2 separate regions of the Homo sapiens genome follow, and region 1 is linked to region 2. The links are chromatin loops, found by intact Hi-C in ENCODE. Cell type or tissue: thyroid gland. All regions are shown on one strand. Each heading gives the region's core, and the rest is flanking DNA. Links, peaks and the distances in the headings are about the cores only. Region 1 overlaps CBR3 (carbonyl reductase 3). Region 2 overlaps DOP1B (DOP1 leucine zipper like protein B).

Region 1 (5,371 bases), core at 233-5,232, 59 kb before region 2:
GGAGGAGCAGTTTTATAAAACTGCCAGCGGGCTGGGCACACGGTGGCTCACACCTGTAATCCTAGCACTTTGGGAGGCCAAAGCGGGCGGATCTCTTGAGGTCAGGAGTTCAAGCCCAGTATGGCCAACATGGTGAAACCTCATCTCTACTAAAAAAATACAAAAATTAGCTGGGCATGGTGGCACACACCTTCATCCCAGCTACTTGGGAGGCTGAAGCAGTAGAATCACTTGATCCTGGGAGGCGGAGGTTGCAGTGAGCCGAGATTGTGCCACTGCACTGCAGCCTAGGCAACAAAACAAGACTGTCTCACAAAACAAAATAAAAAATTTTTAGGCCGGGTGTAGTGGCTCACGCCTGTAATTCCAGCACTTTGGGAGGCTGAAGCAGTAGAATCACTTGATCCTGGGAGGCGGAGGTTGCAGTGAGCCGAGATTGTGCCACTGCACTGCAGCCTAGGCAACAAAACAAGACTCTGTCTCACAAAACAAAATAAAAAAATTTTAGGCCAGGTGTAGTGGCTCACGCCTGTAATTCCAGCACTTTGGGAGGCTGAAGCAGTAGAATCACTTGATCCTGGGAGGCGGAGGTTGCAGTGAGCCGAGATTGTGCCACTGCACTGCAGCCTAGGCAACAAAACAAGACTCTGTCTCACAAAACAAAATAAAAAAATTTTAGGCCAGGTGTAGTGGCTCACGCCTGTAATTCCAGCACTTTGGGAGGCCGAGGTGGGCAGATCACTTCAGGTCAGGAGTTCAATACCAGCCTGGCCAACATGGCAAAACCCCATCTCTACTAAAATTACAAAAATTAGCTGGGCGTGGTGGTGGGCACCTGTAGTCCCAGCTACTTGGGAGGCTGAGGCAGGAGAATTGCTTGAACCCGGAAGTCGGAGGTTGCAGTGAGCCAAGATTGTGCCACTGCACTCCAGCCTGCGTGATAGAGCAAGACTGCGTCTTAAAAAATAAATAAATAAATTTAAGTAAAAGTAAAAATAAAACTGCCTGGGGAATCTACAAATTTACTACCTCACCCATCTCTCAGCGAATCCCTGAGAAAGGGAGCCCCCCCTGTCACTGATGGAGGTGTGTTCTTCCCCTTGGGAGAATAGGGCCAAAAAAATTAAATCCCATGGGTGCATAGATTTTATGCCTTCTATAGTCACATTTTTAATCTTTTTTTAAATTTGATTATTACTTTTTGAGAAAGGGTCTCATTCGTGTCACCCAGGCTGGAGTGTAGTGGAGTGTAGTGGTGTGATCATGGCTCACTGCAATCTCTACTTCCTGGATTCAGGTGATCCTCTTACCTCAGCTTCCTGAGTAGCTGAGACCACAGGCACACGCCACCACACCCAGCTAATTTTTCTATTGTTAGTAGAGACAGAGTTTTGCCACGTTGCCCAGGCTGGTCTTGAACTCCTGGGTTCAAGTGATCCACTCCTCTCAGCCTCCCAAAGTGCTGGGATTACAGATATAAGCCACAGCATCCAGCCACTTTTTTGTTTTTAATCAGCAATTAAACCTACACAATGGCCAGGTGCGGTGGCTCACACCTGTAATCTCAGCATTTTGGGAAGCTGAGGCAGGAAGATCACTTGATGTCAGGAGTTCAAGACCAGCCTGGCCAACATGGTGAGACCCTGTCTCTACTAAAAATACAAAAATTAGCCAGAATATGGTGGCTCACGCCTGTAATTCCAGCTACTCAGGAGGCTGAGGCAGGAGAATTGCTTGAACCTGGGAGGTGGAGTTTGCAGTGGGCCGAGATGGCACCAGTGCACTCTAGCCTGGGCAACAGGGCGAGACTCTGTCTCAAAAAAAAAAAAAAAAAAAAACCTGCACCAAGACTCAATCATATGTTTGGTATATTATTCAACCAGTGGTTGTACCTCTGTGATATGCTTTCATATATTTATCATTCTGTTTCAGGGAGAGTGGTGAATATCAGTAGTTTGCAGTGTTTAAGGGCTTTTGAAAACTGCAGTGAAGATCTGCAGGAAAGGTTCCACAGTGAGACACTCACAGAAGGAGACCTGGTGGATCTCATGAAAAAGTTTGTGGAGGACACAAAAAATGAGGTGCATGAGAGGGAAGGCTGGCCCAACTCACCTTATGGGGTGTCCAAGTTGGGGGTCACGGTCTTATCGAGGATCCTGGCCAGGCGTCTGGATGAGAAGAGGAAAGCTGACAGGATTCTGGTGAATGCGTGCTGCCCAGGACCAGTGAAGACAGACATGGATGGGAAAGACAGCATCAGGACTGTGGAGGAGGGGGCTGAGACCCCTGTCTACTTGGCCCTCTTGCCTCCAGATGCCACTGAGCCACAAGGCCAGTTGGTCCATGACAAAGTTGTGCAAAACTGGTAAACGTCTGCTTCGGAGCTTGCTGCTTAATAAATGTTGGTGGAATGAATGAATGAATTGATGCTGTGGTTTGATTATTTCTGTTCTTTTTTTTTTTGAGACGGAGTCTCGCTCTTGTTGCCCAGGCTGGAGTGCAGTGGCATGATCTCAGCTCACTGCAACCTCTGCCACCTGGGTTCAAGCTGTTCTCCTGCCTCAGCCTCCTGAGTAGCTGGGATTACCAGGCATCTGCCATCATGCCTGGCTAATTTTTGTAATTTTAGTAGAGACGGTATTTCACCATGTTGGCCAGGCTGGTCTCGAACTCCTGACCTCAGGTGATCTGCCCAACTTGGCCTCCCAAAGTTCTGGGATTTCAGGCATGAGCCACTGCACCCGGCCTTTTTTTCTCTTTCTTTTCTCTCTCTCTCTCTCTTTTTTTTTTTTTTGAGATGGAGTTTCGCTCTTGTTGCCCAGGCTGGAGTGCAATGGCATGATCTTGGCTCACCGCAACCTCCGCCTCCCAGGTTTGAATGATTCTCCTGCCTCAGCCTCCTGAGCAGCTGGGATTACAGGCATGTGCCACCACACCTGGCTAATTTTGTATTTTTAGTAGAGATGGGGTTTCTCTATGTTGGTCAGGCTGGTCTCGAACTCCTGACCTCAGGTGATCCACCCGCCTCAGCCTCCCAAAGTGCTGGGATTACAGGCATGAGCCACCACGCCTGGCCTCTTTCTGTTCTTGAAAAGGAATGTTCATAAGAATCTCCCTGGGAGAAACGTGTCTAGTTCTGGAATCTGGAGCTGAACAACATTGCTATGCCCAACTCTTCAGCCTGAGAGGGAGAAGAACATAGTCTCAAATTTTAGTGGGCATCGGGACCACCTGGAGGGCTGATTAAGCCAGATTGCCGGTTCCACTCCCCACACCAATTCACTTCATTTCTAACAAGTTCTCAGGTGGTGCTGACACTGCTGGTGCTGGGACTGCACTTAGAACCACTGGTGTAGCAAGTGGTTTCAGAACTATGGAGCCATTTTCTAGCTGTTCCTTGCTGTTTCCAGTTTTTTGATTCTGTAAGGGTGATGCTTTATCCTCTATTTCCTTAGCTCTGCAAGCTTTCTTTGCATCTCATTCTGTTTTGAGTATATTTTTATTGGTTGTTTTACTTTTTTTTTGCTTGAGACAGAATCTCACTCTGTCGCCCAGGCTAGAGTGCAGTGGCACAATCTCAGCTCACTGCAACCTCTGCCTCCTGGGTTCAAGCAATTCTTCTGCCTCAGCCTCCCAAATAGCTGGGACTACAGGCGCCCACCACCATGCCCAGCTAATATTTTGTATTTTTAGTAGAGATGGGGTTTCACCATGTTGGCCAGGCTGGTCTCAAACTCCTGGCCTCAAGTGATCCGCCCACCCCAGCCTCACAAAGTGCTGGGATTACAAGCATGAGCCACCACACCCGGCTGGTTCTTATACTTACAAAGTAGCAGAGCTTGAAGGACTCAGGAGGAATATCTTCTTTAACTGGGACATGATTTCTTCTAGATTTTTCAGCTGGGTTTTGCATTCTGCATTCCTTCCCAGAATGTTTACGAGGTTGCCCAGCCACCGCAACTGTATCTCTTTACTGAAACTCATGCAGATGTCTTCTCCTTAACCTATGCACACTCCCTGTGAACTACAGCCCAGGGTGATTCTTCAGTAACTCCCTAAGCCTTTTTTTTTTTTTTTAATTTGAGACAGTGTCTTGCTTTGTTGCCCAGGCTAGAGTGCAGTGGCACGATCATGGGTTACTGCAGCCTCGACCTCCAGGGCAAGAGACTTCCATGACTAAAACCTCAAGTGATCCTCCCACCTCAGCCTCCTAAGTAGCTGGGACTACAGGCATGTGCCATCATGCCCAAATAATTTAATTTTTGGTAGAGACAGGGTCTCACTATGTTTCCCAGGTTGGTCTAGCACTCCTGAACTAAAGTGATCCTCGCTCCTTTGCCTCTCAAAACGCTGGGATTCCAGACATGAGCCACCGCACCCACCCTCTTTCATAATTTTTTTTTTTTTTTCAGACAGAGTCTTGCTCGGTCGCCTGGCTGGAGTGCAGTGGTGCCGTCTTGGCTCACTGCAGCCTCCACCTCCCAGGTTCAAGCAATTCTCCTGCCTCAGCCTCCTGAGTAGAGTGGCTGGGATTACAGGCGTGCACCACCATGCCTGGCTAATTTTTGTATTTTTAGTGGAGATGGGGTTTCGCCATGTAGGCCAGGCTGGTCTTGAACTCCTGACCTCAGGTGATCTGCCTGCCTTGGCCTTGCAAAGTGCTGGGATTACAGGAGTGAGCCAAAGCCTCTTTTATAATCATTATGACAATAGGTGAGTTCACATTCTCTGCTTTCAAATGGGATTGGTTTTGCAACAGGCCTCCTGGCTTCTGGTTACACCTTGTAGAAAAAAGTCTTGGAGAGCAAGGAGTCTTCTGAAATAGAAGAAATGTACTCGCAAAGGCTTGCAAGAGTGTCAAGGCTTCGGCAAGAAGGCTAATCACACAAAAAAATTCAGTGGAATTTACATTCCGGCTGGCCACAGTGGCTCAAGTCTCTGATCCCAGCACTTTGGGAGGCTGAGGCAGGAGGATCACCTGAGGTCAGGTGTTTGAAACCAGCCTGGGCAACACAGCAGGCCTCCATGTCTGCAAACAAATCAAACAAAACTTAGCCAGACATGGTGGCACACACCTGTAGTCCTAGCTACTTGGTAGGCTAAGGTGGAAGGATCAGTTGAACCCAGGAGTTCAAGGCTGCAGTGAGCTATGGTCGTGCCACTGCACTGCAGCATTCTGGGTGACACAGCCAGACCCTGTCTCTACTTAAAAAGAAAACGAATCCATTGAAAGATGGAAAAAAACCAAAGGGAAATAACTACAAATTTGCCAAGGTTACCAAGTTTATGATAGGCTGCTCACTGTGTGAAATTAGAAATGTTGTCACTTGATTATCAAACCCACAAATGTCACATCATATCCCCTGACATA
Region 2 (5,371 bases), core at 146-5,145:
GCCAATGGACTCCTAATCCCAGGCCCTTTCTAGAAGTTCTGCTGTGTTTGTGTTCTGATGACAGATATGTGAGTATACATCCTACATGATTTTTCCATCATTGGACAGATGAACACATTAGTTCCCTAAAGCTTACTGTGATCTTTTAAATCTGTGTGAATCACACTAGAAGTGTAAATAGTTGGAGTGTTTTTGTTTTCTTAGTTGATAAATAAAGGTTCATTTGAACAGTTGCTAAAGTTGCTTAACATTGATTTTTTTTCTGAATATTGTGATTTCTTGACATTGAACCAAGAGCCAAGTAAAGCTTCATGAATCACCGAATCTATTTAGCTGTGACAGAAAACCAAATGCAGTGTGGCACCCAGAAGTGATTAGTTATCAGCTCTCCAAGGTGGATGCAGGTGAAAGGTTATACAATAATCTCTGAGCCAGTGTGTTGCAGCCACAGTAATTGAAGTGACTGTACAAGATTTTTTGGTTGCTATATCCATTTCAGTCTGAGACGGTTTGGTAACTGTTCCCAGAAGTGCTTGGGTAGCCAGGTGTGGTGACAGGCACCTGTAATCCCAGCTATTTGGAAGACTGAGGCAGAAGAATCACTTGAACCTCGGAGGTGGAGGTTGCAGTGAGCCAAGATCGCACCACTGCACTCTAGCCTGGGCAACAGAGCAAGACTCCATCTCAAAAAAGAAAAAAAGTGCTTGGGAATTGAGTGAAACACCCCAACAAATGTGCAGAGAGCAGAAAGGGAGGGTGCAGTGGGGGGGGTCATGATGAGCACGTGGGTAGAAATTGCAAAGTGGTGAGTTAGGTTGAGCTGGTGAAGGCTGGGATGACTCACAGGTTTCATGTAGGTGGAGGCTGTCCCTGGTGTGTGCTTTTTAGTGAACCATAAGGAATGAAACTTTTGGCCCCTGTTAGAACTTATTATCCACCCTGGCTTTCTAACCCTTTGGGGTCTGCAGATAACCTATGACTGGTCAGAAATCCTTTTTTTTTTTTTTTAAGTGCCCATGAAATAGCTACATAGCTGTGTTTTGCTGTACTAAGAAAACAAGATTAGAACAGGGAAAGCACTAAACTCTTCTTCTCAGGAGATGAGGAGAGGTGAATGTTTTAAATGGTTTGTAAGAAGGCAACAACTAGCTCACCAGATATTTCCATTTAAATCAGTAATTTTCAATGTAGTAGTAATTTTGCCTCTCAGGGTACATTTGACAATATCTGGAGACAGTTTTGGCTGTCACAACTGGGGGTGGGGAGGGTGCTACTGATATTTAGTGGGTAGAGTCCAGGAGCTGCTGAACATTTTACAATGCACACAGGTGCCCCGACAACAAAGACTTACCTGGTCCCAGATGTCAGTGGGGTGGACGTTCAGAAACCCTGGCTTAAAGAGTTGAAAAATATTTATTGACATTTCTTTTCTTTTGGAGCTCATTAATAAGGGAGGCCATAGTACAGAGTTTCCATGATGTCCTGTCCCATTAAAGAGTTACCCACAGCGTCACCATATGAAGAGGGGAAGACGTACCCTCTTAGGGCCCCTATCGTGGAGGAAACAAATGGACCCTTTACTGAGCACTTGCGACGTGCATGACCCACATGATCACATTGAATTCCAGGGTCTTGCTGTGTACCCAGGCTGGAGTACAGTGGCAGGATTATAGCTCACTGCAGTCTCAACCTCCAAGGATAAAACGATCCTCCGGCCTCAGCCTTCCAAAGCACTGAGATTACAGGCATGAGCCACCCCTTTTGGCTGACATTTCTATTTTTTTTTTTTTTTTGAGACAGTCTCGCTCTGTCGCCCAGGCTGGAGTGCAGTGGCGCAATCTTGGCTCACTGCAACCTCCACCTCCCGGGTACAAGCGATTCTCCTCCCTCAGCCTCCCGAGTAGCTGGGACTACAGGCATGCACCATGACACCTGGCTAATTTTTGTATTTTTAGTAGAGACGGAGTTTCACCATGTTGGCCAGGCTGGTCTTGAACTCCTGGCCTCAAGTGATCCACCTGCCTCAGCCTCCCAAAGTGCTGGGATTACAGGCGTGAGCCACTGCACCCAGCACCAACATTTCTTTTGGTTGGTTTCAGGCACTGTGATCATGATCTGTGCTGGTTCGAGGCTTTTTTTTTGCCCCCTCTTTAGCGCTGTTTCTGACCTGCAGTTTACAGTACAGGGTGCTGTTGTCACTGCCCTGCCTCTTCAGTTTCAGATGATTGTACCAAAGCGGTGCTGTCTTGTGACAGCTTGGCTTTCCATGGTTGTCCTTTTGGCAAGCAGCTGCAGAACCAAAGTTGTGGAGTGCTTGGGATTTGCGGTGCCCGGCCCATGCCACTCACCTGCTCTCAGTTGTGGAGTGGAGCATGCCAGTGTCATTTGAAGGAGCTGCGTTTGCAGGAGGCATGAGAGAGCATAAGCTGGGATGAGTTAGGAAGGATGGAAATACTTGGGGTTTGGAAGTTGGGTTTTTTTTTTTAATGTTTGTTGGTTTTTTGTTTGTTTTTGTTTTGTTTTTTGAGATGGAGTCTCACTCTGTTGCCCAGGCTGGAGTGCAGCGGTGCAATCTTGGCACCCTGCAGCCTCCACCTCCTGGGTTCAAGCAATTCTCCTGCCTCAGCCTCACGAGAAGCTGGGATTACAGGTGCGAACCACCATGCCCAGCTAATTTTGTATTTTTAGTAGAGACGGGGTTTTACCATGTTGGCCAGGCTGATCTTGAACTCCTGGGCTCAAATGATCCACCTGCCTTGGCCTCCCAAAGTGCTGGGATTACAGGTGTCAGCCACTGTGCCTGGCCCGTTTGTTGGTTTTGAATTAAAAGTTTAGGGTTCCCAGTGGGGCATGGTGGCTCATGCCTGTAATTCCAGCACTTTGGGAGGCCGAGGCGGGGGGTTACCTGAGCTCAGGTGTTCAAGACCAGCTTGGCCAACATGGTGAAACCCCGTATCTACCAAAAAAAAAATACAAAAATTAGCCAGGCATGGTGGCGGCTGCCTGTAATCCCAGATACTCAGGAGGCTGAGCCAGGAGAATCACTTGAACCTGGGAGGCAGAGGTTGCAGTGAGCCAAGATCGTGCCATTGCACTCCAGCCTGGGCAACAAGAGTGAAACTCCGTCTCAAAAAAAAAAAAGTTTAGAGTTCTGGACTGTAAACTGCACACTAATATTGGAATTTAACAACCGAGATGATCATAGTAACTCTTGTTGAGTAGGAAGTTATTTCGTTTTTAACCCCGTTTATTTTGCTCTCTCATACCAAAGGTTTGTCATAGTTGCTGTTGTTTCTACTATGATGTCATTTAAATTGTTAGTATGCATCCATTTTTTTTAGAATAAAATGAGACTTAAAAAACAAAGCTGGCTGGGCACAGTGGCTCACACCTGTAGTCCCAGCACTGAGAGGCCATGCAGGGTGGACCACTTGAAGCCAAAAGTTCAAGACCAGCCTGGGCAACATGGTGAAACTCTGTCTACATATAAAATGCAAAAATTAGCCCAGTGTGGCAGCATGGGTGTGTAGTCCCAGCTACTCAGAGGCTGAGGCAGGAAAATTGATTGAGCCCAGGAGGTCAGGGCTGCAGTGAGCTGTGTTCATGCCACTGCACTCCAGCCTGGGTGACAGAGTAACACCCTGCCTCAAAAAAAAAAAAAAAATTATTTCTTTAATAGAAAGCTAGTAGCCAGTTTTCAGAATATTGAAGAGACAACATAGGCAGCGTTTCCCATACTTTTTGAGGGTGGAACCCCTCTTCTGTGGAACATCTCTAGTGGCCAGTGTTCCATGGAACATACTTTGGGAATATGCAGTTCTAATTAAAGGGGGACTGTGACACCACGATGTGTGCATTATAGTGTTTGTGATGATTTCAGAGCTAGGCAAAGACAAGCTCTATTTGTTTACTCAGCCTTTAATAGAAGACCAATCAATAACCTCAGCCATTAAATCGCCCTGCCTACTTCTTCTATACACTTAGCCATTACTTATGTCTCTTCATTTTTATTTTTTCTAAGAAGACGGTACCATGCATTATTTCCTGCAATATTTTACAGGAAGTTCAGACTAATTTTAAGGAGAACAAAATGTACTTTTAATATAACGCGATGGTAGATATTTTTGAAGGAAATACAAAAAAATTAACCGAGGGGTTTTTCGAGTGCCAACCTGGAGTCACTTGCTCAAATAGGCACTGGGGCTGTGACAGCAAACAGAGTGGACCTAGTAGTAATTGCAGGCGGCATGGCCCAAGCATTAGGTCTGTTCTTCTGGGTTGAGTTTTTTTTTTTTCTTTTTTTCTTTTCTTTTTTTTTTTTGAGACAGAGTCTCACTCTGTTGCCCAGGCTGGAGTGCAGTGACGGCCTCTCGGCTCACTGCAAACTCCGCCTCCCGGCTTCAAGCAATTCTCCTGCCTCAGCCTCCCCAGTAGCTGGGATTATAGGCACCTGCCATCATGCCTGGCTAATTTTTGCATTTTTAATAGAGATGGGGTTTCACCATGTTGTCCAGGCTGGTCTCAAACTCCTGACCTCAGGTGATCCACCCGCCTCAGCCTCCCCGAGTGCTGGGATTACAGGCATGAGCCACCACGCCCAGCCAAACAGTTTTTTTTGTTTTTTTTTTTTTTTTTTTTGAGGGGACTCTCACTTCATTCTCACAACATCTCCACGAGGTCGAGGCTCCTTCCCCTGTCTTTTAGCTGAGCACGGGCGTGCACAGATGTTAAACTGGTCCTAGGTCCTGCATCTAGGAGGCATCACAACCAGGATCTGGACACGGGAGGGCCAACTCTGGCAAGCTCTGTGAACCAACACATTCCACCGGGTTGGTTTTTCTGATTGTTTTTTGTGGTCTTTGCAGATAGGAAGCATGTGAGAAACTGAATCCTTTCAGGTAATGAGTCAGATCCTTCGTGGGGTGATATCCCTTAGGGGGAATGTGCCTCTGCTGTTTTACTGGTAGATGCTGTCACCCAGCCTGCAGATTGTGTGCACTGAGGACAGGGAAAGGGCCGCAGTCAGCTGCAGGGACACCACCGAACAGACATGGGCCTGGCCTTGGTCAGCGTCAGGGGAAAAACGAGCCCTGATCCACTGGTGACGCTGCTTCTCTTAAAAGGATGCATGAGAAGGTGCTGACTTTGTATCACGGGAGACCTAGATAAAGATAAGAGGCGAACAAATGCCCGGCCTCAGCACAAGAGCCCCTGGGAGCGGGAGTCAGCACATGCAGGTGCTGTGGGCAGACTGAAAGGAAACACCACTCCAGGCTGATGGAATTTGCAGGGTCGTGGGAGGCCCCAGGCAGATTTGCCCCTAGCATTTCTAAAGGCAGATGTCACTTGGCACATTTTTGGCTGTGCTCAA

What was found. Hi-C counts contacts between places; a loop is a spot of excess contacts. Peaks named below come from ENCODE experiments on the same cell type or tissue, not always from the same donor. Only the 100,000 strongest peaks of a DNase experiment are listed, where the experiment ranks them.
Region 1: it touches region 2 in a loop (7-fold over the local background); 77 of 110 quality-filtered maps call a loop at or near these places.

The regions. Positions count from the first base shown.
Region 1 is chr21:36,144,144-36,149,514 of GRCh38, forward strand. It overlaps CBR3 (carbonyl reductase 3), which reads left to right. Exons shown (of 3, transcript NM_001236.4): 3 at 1,933-2,419. The coding sequence ends at 2,369. CBR3-AS1 (CBR3 antisense RNA 1) reads right to left here. Exons shown (of 3, transcript NR_038893.1): 2 at 2,113-2,212. Among named protein-coding and RNA genes, the nearest start is that of CBR3-AS1, 9.5 kb to the right of the region's middle. In thyroid gland, for the core only: no CTCF peak of the experiment used is centred there; no DNase peak of the experiment used is centred there.
Region 2 is chr21:36,202,882-36,208,252 of GRCh38, forward strand. The region is part of intron 4 of DOP1B (DOP1 leucine zipper like protein B); the gene reads left to right. Among named protein-coding and RNA genes, the nearest start is that of DOP1B, 49 kb to the left of the region's middle. In thyroid gland, for the core only: no CTCF peak of the experiment used is centred there; DNase peaks (open chromatin) are centred at 790, 2,310 and 5,112; H3K27ac peaks cover 2,154 bases.